2 separate regions of the Homo sapiens genome follow, and region 2 is linked to region 1. The links are chromatin loops, found by intact Hi-C in ENCODE. Cell type or tissue: endothelial cell of umbilical vein. All regions are shown on one strand. Links, peaks and the distances in the headings refer to the core of each region. The heading gives the core; the rest is flanking DNA.

Region 1 (11,564 bases), core at 1,940-9,939:
ACATGGAAACTGAACAACTTGCTCCTGAATGACTACTGGGTAACTAATGAAATGATGGCAGAAATAAAGATGTTCTTTGAAACCATTGAGAATGAAGACACAACGTACCAGATTCTCTAGACACATTTAAAGCAGTGGTTAGAGGGAAATTTATAGCACTAAATGCCAACAAGAGAAAGTAGGAAATATCTAAAATCAACACTCTAACATCACAATTAAAAGAACTAGAGAAGCAAGAGCAAACAAATTGAAAAGCTAGCAGAAGACAAGAAATAACTAAGATCAGAGCAGAACCGAAGGAGATAGAGACTCAAAAAAAAAAACCTTCAAAAAAATCAATGAACCCAGGATCTGGTTTTTTGAGAAGATCAACAAAATTCATGGACTGCTAGAAAGACTAATAAGGAAGAAAGAGAAGAATCAAATAGACGTAATAAAAAATGATAAAGGGGATATCACCACCAATCCCACAGAAATACAAACTACTATCAGAAAATACTATAAACACCTCTATGCAAATAAACTAGAAAATCTAGAAGAAATGGATACATTCATGGACACATACACCCTCCCAAGACTAAACCAGGAAGAAGTCGTATCTCTGAATAGACCAATAGCAAGTTCTGAAATGAGGCAATAATTAATAGCCTACCAACCAAAAAAAGTCCAGGACCAGATGGATTCACAGCCAAATTGTACCAGAGGTACAAAGAGGAGCTGGTACCGTTCCTTCTGAAACTATCCCAATCAATAGAAAAAGAGGGAATCCTCCCTAACTCATTTTAGGAGGCCAGCATCATCCTGATACCAAAGACTGGCAGAGACACAACAAAAAAAGAATTTTAGGTCAGTATCCCTGATAAACATCGATGCAAAAATCCTCAATAAAATAGTGGCAAGCCGAATCCAGCAGCACATCAAAAACTTATCCACCATGATCAAGTTGGCTTCATCCCTGGGATGCAAGGCTGGTTCAACACATGCAAATCAATAAACGTAATCCATCACATAAACAGAACCAACGACAAAACCCACATGCTTATCTTAATAGATGCAGAAAAGACCTTTGACAAAATTCAACAGCCCTTCATGATAAAAACTCTCAATAAACTAGGTATTGATGGGACATACCTCAAAATAATAAGAGCTATTTATGACAAACCCACAGCCAATATCATACTGAATGGGCAAAAACTGGAAGCATTCCCTTTGAAAGCTGGCACAAGACAAGTATACCCTCTCTCACCACTCCTATTCAGCATAGTATTGGAAGTTCTGGCCAGGGCAATCAGACAAGAGAAAGAAATAAAGGGTATTCAATTATGAAAAGAGGAAGTCAAATTGTCTCTGTTTGCAGATGACATGATTATATATTTAGAAAACCCCATCATCTCATCCCAAATTTCCTTAAGCTGATAAGCAACTTCAGCAGTGTCTCAGGATACAAAATCAGTGTGCAAAAATCACAAGTATATCTATACACCAATTACAAGCAAATAGAGAGTGAAATAATGAATGAACTCCCATTCACAATTGCTACAAAGAGAATAAAATACCTAGGAATGCAACTTACAAGGGATGTGAAGGAGAACTACAAACCACTGCTCAATGAAATAAAAGAGGACACAAACAAATACAAGAACATTTCATGCTTATGGATAGGAAGAATCAATATTGTGAAAATGGCCATACTGCCCAAGGTAATTTATACCTTCAATGCTATCCCCATCAAGCTACCACTGACTTCCTTCACAGAATTGGAAAAAACTACTTTAAATTTCATATGGGAAAAAAAAGGGCCCGCATAGCCAAGACAATTCTAAGCAAAAAGAACAAAGCTGGAGGCATCACACTACCTGACTTCAAACTGTACTACAAGTCTACAGTAACCAAAACAGCGTGTTACTGGTACCAAAACAGTTATATAGACCAATGGAACAGATCAGAGGCCTCAGAAATAATGCCACACATCTACAACCATCTGATATTTGACAAACCTGACGAAAACAAGCAATGGGGAAAGGATTCCCTATTTAATAAATGGTGCTGGGAAAACTGGCTAGCCATATGTAGAAAGCTGAAACTGGATTCCTTCCTTACACCATATACAAAAATTAACTCAAGGTGGATTAAAGACTTAAATGTAAGATCTAAAACCATAAAAACCCTAGAAGAAAACCTAAGCATTACCATTCAGGACATAGGCATGGGCAAAGACTTCATGACTAAAACACCAAAAGCAATGGCAACAAAAGCCAAAATTGACAAATGGGATCTAATTATACTAAAGAGCTTCTGCACAGCAAAAGAAACTCTTAGCAGAGTGAACAGGCAACCTACAGAATTGGAGAAAATTTTTGCAATCTATCCATCTGACAAAGGGCTAATATCCAGAATCTGCAAAGAACTTCAACAAATTTATAAGAAAAAAACAACCCCATCGAAAAGTGGGCAAAGGATATGAACAGACACTTCTCAAAAGAAGACATTTATGCAGCCAACAGACTTATGAAAAAATGCTCATCATCACTGGTCATTAGAGAAATGCAAATCAAAACTACAATGAGATACAATCTCTCACCAGTTAGAATAGTGATCATTAAAAAGTCAGGAAAAAACAGGTGCTGGAGAGGATGTGGAGAAATAGGAATGCTTTTACACTGTTGGTGGGAGTGTAAATTAGTTCAACCGTTGTGGAAGACAGTGTGGTGATTCCTCAAGGATCTAGAACTAGAAATACCATTTAACCCAGCAATCCCATTAGTGGGTATATACCCAAAGGATTATAAATTATGCTGCTATAGAGACACAAGCACATGTATGTTTATTGTGACACTATTCACAATAGCAAAGACTTGGAACCAACCCAAATGCCCATCAGTAATAGACTGGATAAAGAAAATGTGGCACATATACACCATGGAATACTATGCAGCCATAAAAAAGATGAGTTCATGTTCTTTACAGGGACATGAATGAAAGTGGAAACCATCATTCTCAGCAAACTATCACAAGGACAGAAAACCAAGCACCACATGTTCTCACTCATAAGTGGGAATTGAACAATGAGAACACATGGACACAGGGAGGGGCTCATCACACACTGGGGCCTGTAGGTGGGTGGGGGACTGGGGGAGGGATAGCATTAGGAAAAATACCTAATATAAATGACGGGTTGATGGGTGCAGCACACCAACATGGCACATGTATACCTACGTAACAAACCTGCACTTGGTGCACATGTACCCCAGAACTTAAAGTATAATATAAAAAAAATAGAGAATGCTTTCTATTAATACTTCTATTATTCAACAAGATTCTGGAACTTATGGACAATAAAAGAATATAAGGAAAGGAAAAAAGTATATATTGGTTGTAAAATGTATGATTATTTACCAAAAATTATATAACTACCTTGGAGTAAAATCAAGAAAACTGTCTGCTACAGCAACAGAAAGTACGAGAAAGCAGTTAATACAAGATTAATATACCAAAAATCAATAAAAGTTAGAAAATGAAGTGGGAAACAAGACTCATTAGTAATGCTAATAAACATACCTAGAAATAAATCCAATAAGAAAGATGCAAGATTTTCAGTTAAACACAAAAGAAAGACTAAAATAAATGAGGAAACATAACTACATTGAGGGAAGAGTATAAAGTAGTAAGTTATAATAAAATTATTGCAATTACAATTAAAAACCAAATTAAGCATTTTCAGAACCTTGAAAAATAAGTTTAAAATTTCATTTGGAATGTAATAAATAAGTTATAATGCTATGAGCAATGTGAAAATGATTAAGTCCTCATCTGTAATTTATTAAAACATATTATAAAATACAGCAATTAAAATACTCTGACACTAATAGAGATAAAAATCAATAGGTCAAGGAGTTATTCATAATAAAAAATAGACCTTGATATATATGAGCTTTACTATATAATAAAAGTGATATTTCATATTAGTGGAGAAAAGACATATTGTTCAATAAATGGGCTACAAAATTTTCCTACCCAATTGGGAAGAAATGAATCTGTATTCCTACTTCAGAACCATATCCTAAAAGGTCTCTAGATTGGTTAATGTTTTAAAAATAACAAAAATAATAAGTGTACCAGTGGAAAATAATTTTTATGTAAGGAACACCTTTCTAAACACATCAGATAAGTAGAAACCATAAAGAAAAAAATGAATGAAATGACTATATAAACAAGATAAAAGACAGATGACAAAATGAGGGAAATTGCAATGATACCCAATGTGTTAAAATTATCTTTCACAAATCTGTAAGATAAAGGAAAACACCACTACAGAAAATAAACAACAAATATGAACACAGAATTCACAAAGAACACAGATGATCATTAAAGATAGCTCTTAAAAAATACACAAACTCACTTATAATTAAGTAAAAAAAAATTAGACTAACAAAGACCAAAATGTATTACAAATTTACATTGTTAGGTATGATAATAGGAAAAAATATGGACTTTAATCATTCTTGATGGAAGCATACATTGATATATTTTGTCTTTCTCTTCTAGAAATTTATTATGCAAAAATATTTCTCCAAGTAATCACAGATATATGTATCATTATATACATCATTATATATGTATAATGATGCCACTTTTATTACAAGTGTGAAACTAATCCAAATGCCTATCATTGCGGGACTGGTTAAATAGATTATAATAACTCTGTATAATAGAGTGGAATACTATGTGGCTATTAAAAAGAATGAAATGACTCTGTGTATATTGATATGGAAAGATACCCAGTGTATATTGTTTAGTAAAAAGGCAAGTGCAAGTTACACATACACGCACAGTATGATATATTTTTTGTAGTATATTTGTGTACATATTTGCATAAACATAGTCCAAAAACTGGAAGGATATAGACCAATTGCGATCAGTGGTTTTCTCTCAGGCATGGTGTAAGGATGGGGTGGAGATTTCATTATTCCTTTTGAATAAGTTTGTTCAATGATGCCTATGTTGTTTGTATATAGAAAAAAATGAAAATGAAGAAGTATATGGTACAACTGGGGAACTCAAAGCCAAACTTGTGCCTAACTCTGACTTTAAATACCTGAAGAAAACAAATTTTGAAAGAAAATTCCTCAAGTTAGTCCTATATCTCTGGAATATGATAAATTTCACAGAGATTTTTACGTTGTTTTCTCCACACATTTCTCTGTGATGATCTGCGCTGCACTGCTTGATGGAGTCCAAAGGGTTTTGCCGATGATGAGGATGCCAGAGTGTGGCGCCAGAGAGTCACCAAGCCCCAAATTAAACTTAGGAGCTATGGCAAGGTAGGGCCCCCAACCAACAAATCCAGGAACCCAGGCCTATCATAACAGTAATCTGACCTGTCAAGCCCTATTTTCTTTCACTTCTAAATGCCTTTCCATTGTTCCTTGAACCACCCCTGGAGGCCACGTAAGATGACAGCAGCTGCTGTCAGGGAAACTGCCCCTGGTAGCTGTAGTTTGGGGATGGGATGGGTACAGAAGAGATGCTCTGAAGACATGAAAACACCTCTTTAATGTGGCAAGACACTGAATTGTAGGGAATGGAAAGAACATTAGCAATAAACTTTGGTAGCTGTTTTGGAACACAGACCACTTGGAATGGAAACAGAAATTCCCTCAGGGAAAATCATAGCAAGTAGACTGCAGCCACAAAATAAAGAACAGCCCAGAATATACAAATGAACATGTTTCTTCCTACACTAACTGTATATCTTTATAGCATCACCTTCAAGGCTAACATATTTCATTTCCTTTACTGCTTTATAATTCTTTGGAGAGCTAATTTTAAAAACAACTTTGCTGTTTACACTCTTAAAATTTTAGCACATATATGCAACTCAGAAAATTGGACTAGATGGGAGAAAATCCATATAGTAGCAAAATTATTTTATAAATTATTAACTGGCTGGCATTTTTATCTAAGTATGAGAATCATGAATTTTTTTCAGCATTTCCTTTTAAAGAGGTTATAAAGTTAAGCTGTAAAAGGATTCACATCAGTCCTGCTGAAACAATGGATGATAAAGTCCAAGCAAATAGCCATTGACACAAACTTGTCTTTGTCTTTATAGGAAGGGAAATTTCAAGAATAACTCTAGAAACAAAGTAATTTTTATAGAGTGAAGGCAAGACTGTGCATTAAAATGTGCTTTTTGTTAGGAGGTAGTCATGTGGATTGGCTCTGTGTCCCCACCCAAATCTCATCTTGTAGCTCCCATAATTCCCATGTGTTGTGTGAGGGACCCAGTGGAAGATGATGGAATCATGGGGGCTGGTCTTTCCCGTGCTTTTCTTGTGATAGTGAATGGGTCCCACGAGATCTGATGGTTTTAAAACTGGGAGTTTCCCTGCACAAGGTCTCTTTGTCTGCTGCCATCCACATAAAATGTGACTTACTCCTCCTTGCTTTCCACCATGATGTGAGACCTCCCCAGTCACATGGAACTGTTAAGTCCAATAAACCTCTTTCTTTAGTAAATTGCCCAGTCTTGGGTATGTCTTTATCAGCAGCATGAAAACCGACTAATACTGGTAGACTACTGGATCTAGGCCCAGTTTTGCTATTTATTAATAAATAGAATTGCATAGCTCATTTTGGGTAGCTTATCAAAATCCTGAACCTCCATTTCCTTATCAAAAGATAGAATTGAAGTAGATGGTGTCAAAGGTATGACAACTCTAAGCTTTTTATAACTATCAAATATAATTGTAGATTTTTAACAAAATGCAACAGGTAGAGAGAGAGAGATGAAAGAAGGAAGTAAGGGGATAAATTAAATTTAAAATGATGTCAAGCATTAATTTAAAAAGTAACCTTTATTGACTTGAAAGTAAATTTATTCTGTTTTTAAACACTATTTTAAAAATATGCTTTATTCACATTTATGAAATCATTTCTTCAATTAATATCATACCTGAAGTCATAGTACATGTTATTTTTTGTTATTGAACAATTTTTGTTATGCTATGATCTGAGTGTTTGTGCCTCGAAATTCAATAGTTGAAAACTTCTCTTATGTGACAGTATTAGGAGGTGAGACCTTTGGGAAATGATTAGATCATGAAGATGGAACCCTCATGAATAGGTTGTGCCTTTTACAAGAGGTCCAAGAAAGACCCCTTACCCCTTCCACCAAGTGAGGGTGGAAAAGATGCCTTCTGTGAACCAGAGTGGGCCCTCACCTGGTAGCAAATCTGCTGGCACCTTGTTCTTGAGCTTCCTGGCCTTCTGAACTATGAGAAATAAATTCCTATTGCATAGAAATCACTCAGTTTATGGCATTTTTGTTATAGCAGCCTGACTAGACTAAGACATTGTAGTATGTAAGCAAAATGGGCTCATTTTTATATATGACAGAGACAAAAAAACATAAAACATATTACTGGAAAGATACTAAAGCACTCAGATAAAATGAAATGGAAATGCTATTTTCTCCATGAGAAAACAAAAAAGAAGAGGAAGATAATAAGGTGCCTGATTTAAAAAAAAAAAAAAAACTTTTACTTTTGAATAGTTTCAGATTTACAAAAAAAAGTCGTGATGATAGTACAGAAGGTGGCTATATAACCTGTACCCAGTTTCTGTTATTGTTAACATACCACATCTCTATGATTCATTTTTAACAACTAGTGAATGGTTATTGACATATTTTAATTAACTAAAGACCAAACGTTATTCAAATATTTTTACTTTTTACCTAATAACCTCTTTCTGCCCCAGGATCCAATTCAGGGTGTGTGACATTACATTTAGTCATCATGTCTTCTGATTTCAGTCTGTATAATTCCCAGTTCCTCACAGCTGGGACTCCTGACATCCCATATACAAGAGCAACTCCACCCCTGTGTCAGGCCATATTTAAACTGTGCTAATCCCCCAGGCAGAAGCCTCAGTATCAAGTCCCATTCTTAATATCAAGTCCCATTAGGTTTGACCCCATACTAAAAGCTACCAAGTTAGCCAGTCAGTCCCAAATTACAGGCCTTCCATGTACTCTGTTCCAGCAGCTACTTTTCTGAGGCTAAGACCCCTTTGCTTTTAATCTGATCTAGGATCAATGTCTCCTGCTGAATTTGACTCCTATGCTCACACCCTAGTCACGCATCCTTCAGTGTCAGGCTCTTAAAAGAAGGTGGTCTTGTCTATAAGCTCAACCTTGCTATGTGCCACTGATTCTAAAGTTGAGCTTCTGCAGTAATCTAATTTAAGATCTTTGTTAAATAACCTATCTGGTTTTCCTCTCAGAAACCTAGGAGCTTGTTTTTCTTCCAGACAGATTTCCTGGTGGGTATTAGGATCCTGTCCTGGAAATCCAGTCTACCAGCTAAGGCCTTGTTTCGCCATGGACACCTGCACCACCTGTCCTTAGGACCCACATGATCACTGGTATCATGTCATGGATCTCCACTCTCAGCCCAGTCCTCTGAAACACATGCCAAGTAGTTCCTATATGAAATGAATGACTGGTCAGGGGCCATCATGATTATACTCAACAACTGTGATTGTACTCTACAAATTTTCTCTGAGTAAATGCCCATGGGCCAAAGCCCAGGTCATAAGCCTTGGAACCTGAGTCAGCTTCCTAGGGGACAGAGTGGCTCCCTCTCCGGTCAGGCCTGGCTCTGCCCTGCCCATTCTCACAGGGAGCCATCAGTCACACTCTCCAAATGAAACAGTCTTTTAACTGAACAACTCAGCAAAAGGGGGAAACTCAGTTTTTGTCTAAATGAAAGAAAATTGAGGACCATTTAGAGGCCATTTCCTGACTTTATCTAAATATAAGTTAAATTCTACACTGCATTTGGTAACGGATAAGCTTTGTTTGCAGCTATAGAAGTCATGATTGTTAAATTTGGTCAAGATAAACCATTTACTTTAGCTCTTTTTATTTGACATGACCCTGATAAGATACAAATTTGAAAACCACATAAAACATTTGGAAATACTAAAACATTGATTATGTAAATTTAAAATTTTATTCATATAGGGATCCTTCTTCCAGCAAAAAAAATTTAATTTTAAAAATCTTAGTTTTTTTGTTTACCCAATTGTCAAAATCAGATTTATCAGCTAGCATAAATCATAATTCCTATAACAGTTTCACAAAATAGGCTAGGTTTATAAACACAATCTATAGGGTGCTTTTTCTTATATTCTATTCATTTTAATTTTTAATTGATGCTTATTATTTAATAATGTTATTCTTTGTTATTATTGACACCTTTGAGTTTAAGTACTCTGTAGTCTAGACAGGATACACTTATTGATACTGTAAATAATAGATAAAGGATTAGTGTGCAATTTACTGTTAATGTGATTGATGGATTCGATTCTCCACTGTAATACTTCTCCATTCTTATTTTAGCTCCAATGCCAACGGTCTTGATCATTGGACAATGCCTATAATGACTGCATGAAAATGAACGTGGTTCTTCATATTTCTTAAATTTGTTCTTTTGGTCTTGTCGTTTCATAAAAATTGTGTTACGAATGGAATGGTACAAAATGGAGCTTCAAATCAGGATCTGTTTTGCTGTTGTACTGCCTTGCTATATACAATTTATTTTTCAGAGGTGGAATCTTGGGTTTGTTTAATGGAAGGTGTGAAGTCAGAGAAATGAGAATAGAAGTAGCTTTTCATGGCTGTGTTTACTGAGGTGAGGCAGAATGACAGAGTGGACCTTGTTCCTCCTCCTGTGCAATTCACAGAGCTTATAGGAGGTGACCCTGAGGCCGAGGCTGAGATTTCAGGTGAACCTCTGAAAGGGTGAAAAGGCATTCTGCCCAGCAGGCAACTATCCATGCATCACCCTTAGTCATATTAATATTAAAAGAAATCCAGCATATACCTGAGAACATCCTTGCTTTATCTCTGTCGAGAACAAGACACAAAGAATAGGCTTAATTGCAGATATTTTACATGTCTGTATATGAATTTTTAATTGCAATGAGAATGGGATTAAAATTAGAAAAAAATATCGCTGATTACAGGTTATAAAGTATTAAGCATACTCAGTTTCTAGATCTTGATTTGTAATACTATTCTCCAATAAAAAGCATCAGGTTCTGTGGAGAAACGGCCGATTCTAGGAATGGGGCAGAAAATATACAAGACAAGTCTGCAGCATCGTGTAGTGTCATCAAATAAGGAAATGCTAAAAACAAAACAAAAACGGAGTATGTTAAAGGAATATAGAAGCCAACAGAAAGATATTCCAATGGCCCCAGCTGGGATAATTGGAGCAAGAAAATAAATAGTGCAGTATTACATTATATCCCAATGTATAAAACAAATATTCATGAGTTATTGAATAAATAACATGTACAAAAGAATTCCAAATAATTTGTATAGCTATTCCCTCAAAGATATGGAGAATAACTCCCCCTGCAACAACCCCCATAAGTATGGGCTGCACATAGTGACTTCCTTCTAAAGAACACAGCATGGAGGGAAGGGAAAGAGTAACTCTTATTGGAAAATAACTCTGCTTCAGCCACATAATCGCATTTGACATCATCCATGACAGGTCACGTTGACAGCATGAACCTTCGATGTGATGTGAGGAAAATGGCATTCTACCTCTGTGTTCTTCCTCCCCAAAATTTGTAACCACCATCTAATCATGAGGAAAACATCATACAAGTCCAAATTGAGGAAGATTCTACAAAATGCCTGATTAATATTCATCGAAACTGTCAAGGTCATCAAAAGCAAGGAAAGTCTGAGAAACTGCCACAGCCTAAAGACAATCCAGGGAAACGTGATGACTCAGTGGTATTCGGGGTGGGTTTCTGGAACAGCAAAAGGACAACAGGTAAAATCTAAGAACATACGAATAAAGTGTGAACTTTAATTAATAATGATGTATCAATATTGATTCATTAGTTTTGACAAATGTACCATAGTAACGGAAGATGTTAACAATTAGAGAAACTGGGTGCAGGGTTGTGGGAACCCTGTGTACTATCTTTGCAACTTCCCTATAAATCTAAGACCATTCTAGAATACAAAGTTCATTTTAAAATAAATTTTTAAAATATTTAGAATACTAGACCACGGTATCAAAATAGGTAGAAATCCTTAGTCATAGGACTCTTATAATCCAAGATGTAAACTAAAAATTATACATAAAGCTGTTCAAAACAGGATTAATTAAAATAACATAAAAAGGAAAATTAGGGAATGATTAGAATAAAATTATTGTATAATTATAGCCATTTGATGATGTCAACTTTTAAAAAGCATGGTGTGATGTGTATGGTTTGGCTATGTCCTTACCCAAATCTCATATTGAATTGTAGTTTCCATAATCCCCATGTGTCATGGGAGGGACCTAGTGGGAGGTAATTGAATCATGGGGTTGGTTACCCCCATGCTGCTCTTCTCATGGTAGTGAGTTCTCACGATATCTGATGGTTTTATAAGGGGCTTTCCCCCATTTGCTAGGCACTTCTCCTTCCTGCCATCATGTGAAGAAGGGTGTGTTTGCTTTCCCTTCCATCATGATTGTAAGTTTCCTGAG
Region 2 (9,546 bases), core at 1,547-9,546, 67 kb after region 1:
ACTGAACAATTGTATTCTCAGATAGGTAGCCAAGAGAAATGAAAACACATGTCCATGCAAAGACTTGTATAAGAACATTCAAAGCATCCTTATTAATAACAGCCCCAGCTGGAAAGAACCTAAATGTCCATCGATAGGAGAATGAATAAACAAATAATGGTATATTTATATAGTGAAATAACACTTCATAATAAGACAGAACAAACTGTCCATACATGCAACAATGTGGTTGATTCTCAAAATCATGCTGAGCAAAATAAGACACAAAAGATTACATACTGAGTGATTCCACTGATGTGAAGTCTGAGAGTAGGCGAAATGTATTATGGTGACAGAATTAGAAAAGGGTTGCTCTGGGGGTGAGGATGGATGAGGAAGGGGGTACGGATGAGAAAGGGAACTTTCTGGATGCTGGAAATGCCCTCTATTTGTTTTGTCTTTTTGAGACAGAGTCTCGCTCTGTCGCCCAGGCTGGAGTGCAGTGGTGCTATCTCGGCTCACTGCAGCCTCCGCCTCCCAGGTTCAAGCGATTCTCCTGCCTCAGCCTCCCAAGTAGCTGGGACTACAGGCACGTGCCACCACGCCTGGCTAATTTTTGTATTCTTTAGCAGAGACGGGGTTTCACCATGTTGGTCATGCTGGTCTTGAACTCCTGATCTCATGATCCACCTGCCTTGGCTTCCCAAAGTGCTGGGATTACAGGAGTGAGTCAATGCGCCTGGCCTATTCAAAACTCATTGAGCTGAACACTATGATATGTACATTTTATTGAATGGTAATTTTACCTCAACTTTTAAAATGCCAACAAGAGTATTTCTTTTAAGAGTCTAAAGGTAACAACATGGTTTGGTTTGCCCACACTAAAGCTTCTCAAGTCTTAAAACATTGTACAGTGCAATTTAATGACCCTGAAATATATTTTTAAAGTCATGGAAGAGTAACAAAAACAAGAAGTGAACAGATTATTCAAAAAATTAATAAGACATAAATACTTCATTTTAACTGGAATTTGCATAGATGTTTTGGATCTTTTCAATTAAAAACCCACAGAAATCAATGACTCCTAATATGGGCATATATGAAGAGTAACTCTTTTGTCATCTATGAATTAATGTAATAAGAAACTGGGAGAAAATGCAGATGAAATTTGATAGGATATGAAAAAACAATTGAGAGATAAAGTCAAATAGAAATCACTTTGACATCAAGAAGTAAATTGTAACAGAAATATTTTTAGATAATACAAAGAGCAATAATTCATTAACAGGAAGAGGGAAGTACTGAATGGGCTTTTTAGTTTTTGATAACACATTTAACCCAGAGGACTGAATCACATGAACTCTTTGAGAAAATACTTAAATTTCTTTCAAATTTGATACACAATCCTGACATTGACAGAGATAAAATTGAACTCACACTACACCATTACAACAAGGACACCAGTGACAAGCTGGTTAATGAGTAACATCAATTGAAAGAGTATTTAAAATTACTTACATGCAAGAAAATTATCAATGCCCTGAAATCTTATAGCTCTTGCAGTTCATATATGAAAGAAATTTGACTGAAGTTTTCCTGTACTTGACAACAATCCTGAAAACTTACTTATAATTATTAAAGAGTTGTGAGCCAGAAAGAAAACAAATTTCAATCATGCCAAAGGAATGACTGAATAAATTATCACTGTTTTCTCTGTATAGAAAATAATATAAACAATTCTTGGCCTGGCGTGGTGGCTCTCGCCTGTAATCCCAGCACTTTTGTAGGCCGAGGCGGGTGGATCATGCGGTCAAGAGATTGAGACCATCCTGGCCAACATGGTGAAACCCCGTCTCTACTAAAAATACAAAAATTAGCTGGGCCTGGTGGCATGCCCCTGTAGTCCCAGCTACTCGGGAGGCTGAGGCAGGAGAATCGCTTGAACCTGGGAGGCAGTGGTTGCAGTGAGATGAGATAGCGCCACTGCACTCCAGCCTGGGCGACAGAGCGAAACTCCATCTGAATAAGTAAATAAAGAAATTTTTCTCATGTGGTCAACAATATGCAACCAAAAGTAGAACACGTAGAATTATACATGTGATCAGTCAGCTAATTAATACAAAATATAGGTTTTTTTCTGAGATTTTGTGGTATTTCTGGCATTTGTGAGAATGCTAAAACTTGTAATTTGTTGTGATTAATTTTCTCTATACAATAAATATTCACTTTTATTAGTAATTCTGCATTTGTAATTTTGTATTCTTTTTCTTAAAATGCATGTCCAAAATTATACTTGCCTAAGACCCTACAACACCTGGAGCCACCCATGCATTTTTTTTTGGATTATGTGTTCCTCAAGGGCAGGGACTGTGGGCTTTTTCTCTCCACACCTGACCAAAAGTAGGAGCTCAACAAATATATGTGCAGTGAAAAGGAATGGGGGCAAACAGTCTGGTAGTATAGTAGAAAGCAAAATTTGGTTATGGTAAGAGGAGTACAGATACATCTGGATCACAGTCTAAATTCTCTCCAGGGACCAAATATATATGTTTTACCCCTTGGGTTATTGGTCTGGCAGACTCCAATTTTTAATAGGGTTTATATAATCTAGACTTCTTATAAGCTCTGCCCCACTGAATACAGGCATTACTCAGTTGAAGTTAAAAATTGAATATAGGATTATGTGCAATGCTTTATCTATAACTTTCTTGTAAGGATAAACTCAGTACATCTCTGGTTTTCTAATATTTTGGAGGAAATGTTACAAATAGATAAGGAAAGTTTGAGCCTTGGCTGCAAATTCAAGTATACTCTGAAAACCTCAATTATCTACCTTTGCACTATTAATGACAATGAAAATAGTTTTATAAGACAATATTACAAGTCATTATAAGGCCCAATTTTCTAGGTGAACTGAAGTTATTTGTTACTTTTCAAATCAGAAATAGAAATGGTAGAATTACCAAACCATAGGTTTGCTTAAGAAGCTGCCAAGTCAAGCAGTACCACCATTATCCCATCCAAACAGATGTTATCCTATTTTTAAAGACTTCTGGGAAAGGGAGATTCCCTAACCTTCCTTAGCAACCCACGTGGATGTTTAACAACACTTGCTGTCAGGGATGCTGGTTCTCTGAGCCTGGCTTGAGTATTTTTACATTTTTCTATGTGCTCGTGTTTTTCCTTGTCCTCGTTTCCTCTTTTGGTACTAATTTTTGTTTTTTCCCATTAATTTTGTTTGTAGCATCTTTTTTCTGCAAATAAAAAAATCTTAAATGACCCCCCAAAATTAAACAAAATACGTAGAATATTATTTTACATATCACACATCTTTGGGATGGAAATGAGTTTTAACTTAGATTTTATACAAATAGTACACAGGCATTTGATATTCACTTCCCATATGTATGTCTATTAGACATTTATTAATTTGTGTGAGTTAAGGACATATATCACTTTATTGAAATGCATTACATTTTGGCAGTGTTAAGTATTTGAACATATCATTTTGCTTTAGTCTTTAGTTTCTTCTGAATGCTTTACAAATTTTCTATATTTTTCTTAAGTTGATAAGTTTTGAACTGGATAAGAAATTCTTATAGAGGTCTGAGCAGTGCTGAAGATCTTGGGCAGAACAGCTCTTTCATTTCTGCCTTGTTAATTTAGAGTGTTTGCCTCTCAATCCATCTGTACATCTAGAAATCTGTATTAGTCAGGGTTCGCTAGAGGTAAGAACTAATAATATATATGTATATATGAAGGGGAGTTTATTAGGATAATTGACTCACGATCACAGGGTGAAGTCCCATAATAGGCCAGCTGTAAGCTGAGGAGCAAGGAAGCCAATCCAAGTACCAAAACCTCAAAAGTAGGGAAGTCGACAGTGCAGGCTTCAGTCTGTGGCTGAAGGCCTGAGGGCCCCTAGCAAACCACTGCTCTAAGTCCAAGAGTCTGAAAGCTGAAGAACTTGGAGTCTGATGTTCAAGGGCAAGAAGCATCCAGCATGGGGAAAAGATGATGACCAGAAGACTCAGCAAGTCTTCTCATTCCACTTTCTTCTGCTTGCTTTATTCTAGCTGCATTGGCAGATGCTTAGATGGTAACCACTCAGATTGAGGGTGGGTCTGCCTCTTCCAGTCTACTGACTCAAATGTTAATCTCCTTTGGCAGCACCCTTGATATGATTTGGCTGTATCCTCACCCAAATGTTATCTTGAATTCCCACGTGTTGTAGGAGTGACCCAGTGGGAGGTAATTGAATCATGGGAGCAGGTCTTTCCCATGATGTTCTCATGATAGTGAATAAGTGTCATGAGATATGATGGTTTTCAAAATGAGAGTTTCCCTGCACAAGCTCTCTGCTTTTGTCTGCCGCCATGTGAGATGTGCTTTTCACCTTCCACCATGATTGTGAGGCCTCCCCAGCCATGTGGAACTGAAAGTCCAATAAACCTCTTTCTTTTGTAAATTGCCCAGTCTCAGATATGTCTTTATCAGTGTCATGAAAACAGACTAATACAACCCTCACAGACAAACCCAGGAACAATACTTTGCATCCTTCAATGCAAACAAGTTGACACTCCATATTAATCATCACAGTAGCTGACCAATTATCCTTGAATACCCAGCTGGCCATATCTCATATAGAAATTGTGATTTGACAGGTACCAGGAAAGTTATGTTGTTTTGAAAGAGTTCTTATTATCAGGTACCTGAGGGCCTGAAATTCCACTAATAGTGATTCATTTCATTGTACTATTTTTTTGTGTGAACTATTTTAAAATACAATAACTTTCCAGAATTTTAACACTTTGATCAATTTACTCCAAGAAACTGACCTCCAAGTGTACTTCTCAGATAAGTCACTGGATGTCTGGTAGATGTCTGGGAATGAAGATATATAGACAGAAGATGAACATACACTCTAGTTGGCAGTGGATGATCTTGATTCATGCCATTTGTCCAGATGTAATGATTCATAGCTTCCCCTTTTGCTCTCAAATGTATGGTCATCTTTGTAAAGTCAACCAAAGCAGGAAATGGTTATTAAGTGAAGCTGTGAGGAGTTTGGGGAATAACTTTAGAGGACTTAGATCTGAACTTGATTCCCTGCTCTCTTACTTGTTGGCTGAGTGACAAAGGGCAGGTTATTTAACATTTCCTACTCTCACCTCCCCACTGACAAACACAGACTTAATCTTAAGTGTCTTTTGGATACACCTTGTAATGATGCAGCCATTAATATTGGTAACTCCTATTTTGCACAGGCTTGGCATTTGTAAACTATTCAAATCTACCAGACACAGACACTTTTCTACTCCGGGGTCACCCTCTTGTTATTTGCATTTCACTTCTAATTGTATTCCTAAATTTCATCTTTATCAATTCTCTTTTATACCTATTGTCTTTGTTCAGGCCACTATAACAAATTGTCATGAAATGGATGGCTTATAAACAACAGAAATTTATTTCTCACAGTTCTGGAGCCTGAAAGTCCAAGATCACAGCGTCAGCATGATTGGGTTCTAGTGAGGGCCCTCTTTCAGGTTGCAGACTCTGGGCTTCTTGTGTCCTCACATGCTGAAAGAGAGTGAGCTAGCTCTCTGGCCTTTTCTTATAAGGACATTAATCTCATTCAGGAGGGGTCCACCCTCATGCGTAAATGAGGCTCAAACTTTCCTTACCTATTTGTAACATTTCCTCCAAAATATTAGAAAACCAGAGATGTACTGAGTTTATCCTTACAAGAAAGTTATAGATAAAGCATTGCATATAATCCTATATTCAATTTTTAACTTCAACTGAGTAATACCTATATCCAGTGGGGCAGAGGTTATAAGAAGTCTAGATTATATAAACCCTATTAAAAATTAAGAGTCTACCAGACCAATAACCCAAGGGGTAAATCTATGTATTTGGTCCCTGGAGAGAATTTAGATTGTGATCCAGATGTATCTGTACTGCTCCTACCATAACCAAATTTTGCTTTGTACTATACCACCAGGCTGTTTGCCCCCATTCCATTTCAGTGCACATACATTTGTTGAGCTCCTACTTTTGGTCAGGTGTGGAGAGAAAAAGACCTTTACTTCCCAAAGGTCTCACCCCCAGATAGTGCTACCATCACATTGGGGATTAGATTATAATCTATGAATGTTAGAGAATACCAACATTCAGTCCATAACACTTACCAAGAAAACTGATCTCACAATCTGCACCACTCTGTCTGGCAATGGCTTTGACACCTTCATCTGTGTTATTGGATATTGTTCTATGTATGTTCATTCTGTCCTACATACCATATTGTCAGGTTTTTGAAAGCAATAAGATTCATCTTCCCTTTTTACTAGGAATCTAACACAATGTGGAAAAAATAAAGAACTGTCAGAATCATATTACTTCACTGAGTTAAAACTCTAGGCTTATGTATCATTCTCAGCTTCATTCTCGAATTATTTTCACTGAAAATAAAAGGTGTTAAAATTATTGCCAGTTTGTAAAAGGAGTGAAATAATTTAAAACAGATGGAAACATTCTTGGTAAGTATAGGAATTGCATCCTTCAGGATTGAGATCCAAAATAAAAACAACTTCGATCATGACAATTTTTTTGCTGCACAAACTAAGAAAATGAGTCTGCCTTGAACCAGAGGAAACTTCTACAGAGCTGGAGCTATATCTCCATGGTTCATTCGGTTCTTAGCCTTCTCTCTGGGCCTGCCAATCAAGACACTTCGGAGAGTGCTTTGCTGGCATATGCAAGCCCCAACTACTTGAAATGAGGCAGATATCGCCAGGGCATTTCAGAGGCCAGACACCAGATGGTAATAATACATTTCAACTATTAGAAGTTTGGATCAGAAAGCTAAAGGTGGAAGTCTTATCTCATTTGTCAAATGATGTAATTCATTATTAAATCAGGACATACCAGTTAACAACTGAAGAATAATTTTGGTTGCTATTTATAATGCACTCACCAGTTCATTTGGCTTGGGTAGCTTATTTAATTGTGTGTTACATTTTACATTTGTTAAATACTTAGGAGGACTAGGAAATGACCCACACAAATCCCAGTTCTGAGTAAATCAAAACTTTTCTTCCTGTGCCAACTCAACATTAACATGTTTCAGTTACATGAAGAAATTACGCATTATTTAAAATACTTGAAAGAGGAGACTACAGGAAACTCTCTAGGTAAATGTAGTGAGCTTTGACAACATGTGTGGGCTTTGGGGGCTGTACGTTTTTAGAATGAAAGTGAACACATATCCAGCTCACAAAAAGAGAGAATGGCCATAAATAAATCAATTAATTGCTTTTTTTTTTTTTTTTTGAGGAGGGTGACAGGGTCTTGCTCTATAGCCCAGGCTGGAGTGCAGTGTCACCATCACAGCTCACTGCAGCCTTGACCTCCTGGGCTCAAGCAATCCTCTCACCTCAGCCTCCCAAGTAGCTGGGACCACAGGCTTATGACACCATGCCTCACTAATTTTTTTATTTTATATACAGATAGTATCTCACTATGTTGCCCAGGCTGGTTTTGAACTCTTGGCCTCAAACAATCCTCCCATCTTGGCCTTCCAAACTGCAGGGATTACAGGCATGAGCCACCACTCCCGGGCCAATTAATTTCTTAAGATACTGATAACAAAAGAAAAAAAATTAGCAGCCTAGGGTATCTACACTGGGAAATCTTAACATAATTCTTACTAAGAAGCAAATGAGCTTAGGCTTTTCTAAAAAAAAATTAATTTTTGTGAGTACATAGTAGGTACCCCATATCTATGGAGTACATGAGATTTATTTATTTATTTATTTATTTATTTTTTAAGATGGAGTCTCACTCTGCCAGGCTGGAGTGCAGTGGCACGATCTCAGCTCACTGCAATCTCTGCCTCCCGGGTTCAAGTGATTCTCCTGCCTCAGCCTCCCGAGTAGCTGGGACTACAGGTGCGTGCCACCATGCCCTGCTAATTTTTGTATTTTTAGAGATGGGGTTTCACCTTGTTGGCCAGGCTGGTCTGATACGGACATACAATGTGTAATAATCATATCATGTAAAAAGAATTTAGTCTTGAAGAACCTTTAAAGAATAAAATCTTGGTAGCTCTGGCATTGACTCAGAAAATAAGAGAATGTAATCAATCTGATACTGAATGTTTTATGGCTGCCATACTATCTGCAAATAGGGTCATTATCATCTTCATCATTAGCAGCATCATCACAGCTAATACATATTAAGCACTTCCAATGTGGCAGGCACTGTTCTAAGAATTTTCTACCTGTCTTAATTCATTTTATCCTCTCAAAAATTCTGTGAGGTAGGTACTCTTATGCCCATTATAAAGATAAGAAAACTGAGGCCATATAAGTTGCAAGAATTATAGAATATTGAAGTTGGAACGAAACTTAGGGCTCACCTTGTTCAACTCCCAATTTATGGATGAGGAAACAGGTACAGAGATGAATGCATTGCTCAGAGTCACATAAGAAGTTAGTGCCTGACCATGAATATTTAGATAAACAAGCAGCATATATTAAATGCTTAATGTATAACATTTAACCCTGACAGTAACACTATGAAACAAATACTATTGTCTCAATTTTGTAGAAAAATGAAGCTCTTAGAGATGTTAAGGGATTGGCCAAATCACTGTCAGGTAAATGAGGGTGTTGGGTTTTGATCTCTGGCCTGTCACTAGACATCATGACAGTATCAGCAGACTGTCTCTCGAAGGCATAGGACTGTCTCCTCTCTGTTGATTTTGCACTGCACGGGACGGCCTCCTACTTACGCTGTAAACAGCTGCATTTTAGTCTTTAGCCTTGTTAGATCTCATGTCAGAGGAAGCAGTTCATGGAACCCTGGAATAATTAAGAAAAAAGCCGAAATGAGTGGCAGCCCCTTTGCTAAGTTCTGAAACACCAAAACAATAAGAGGCCTTCAATTTGTTCTATGTAATCAAATCTGGATGACAATGGAAAAACTCAACCAAATACCTTTATGCTTTCAGATATCCTGATATTTATAATCATGCAAATGTTCTTCATTTCTGCTTTCACTCAGGAATTTTAGGGGCATTTTGCAAACATTGCTACTATATTTGTATAAATACAATAAACCTAGTGATGTAATCTCTTGTTGGAAACTTAAATGCAATTGTCTTGATGTTTTTTCTTCTTCAAATTTTGCCCAGGCCATGACATTTAATATTTCTCATTATACGTATATTATCGTTTTTTAAAAATAGCATCATGGTTTCATTTAACGAAGGGTGAATTTTAAAGATGCCAATTGGTTATTTGTTTTTAGCATATCTTTAAGTTTATATATACTTGGATCAATATATTATACTGCTAGAAATGTCTTTTAAAATGACAAGTGCACATGATATTTACTAGAGAGAAGATATGTATATGTATCTGTATATACACCTTAAGATTTCACATAATTACTAATTTTTAAAGTTACATACATCTAGCACTTGATGCTCTAACTAAGCCACTCAGCTAAATATCACATTTTCTGTGTAAAACAGAAAATTTGAAAAACTAGATTTTCAAGAGC

The links. Peaks named below come from ENCODE experiments on the same cell type or tissue, not always from the same donor. Only the 100,000 strongest peaks of a DNase experiment are listed, where the experiment ranks them.
Region 2: a loop joins it to region 1, with 2.8 times the contacts of the local background. A loop is called at or near these places in 18 of 110 quality-filtered maps.

What each region holds. Positions count from the first base shown.
Region 1 is chr6:143,020,958-143,032,521 of GRCh38, reverse strand. LINC01277 (long intergenic non-protein coding RNA 1277) reads left to right here. Exons shown (of 3, transcript NR_038987.1): 2 at 10,569-10,856. Among named protein-coding and RNA genes, the nearest start is that of LINC01277, 11 kb to the left of the region's middle. In endothelial cell of umbilical vein, for the core only: a CTCF peak has its summit at 5,257; a DNase peak (open chromatin) is centred at 5,291.
Region 2 is chr6:142,955,716-142,965,261 of GRCh38, reverse strand. HIVEP2-DT (HIVEP2 divergent transcript) reads right to left here. Exons shown (of 3, transcript XR_001744397.3): 3 at 1,983-8,843. Among named protein-coding and RNA genes, the nearest start is that of HIVEP2-DT, 14 kb to the right of the region's middle. In endothelial cell of umbilical vein, for the core only: no CTCF peak of the experiment used is centred there; a DNase peak (open chromatin) is centred at 4,981; H3K27ac peaks cover 875 bases.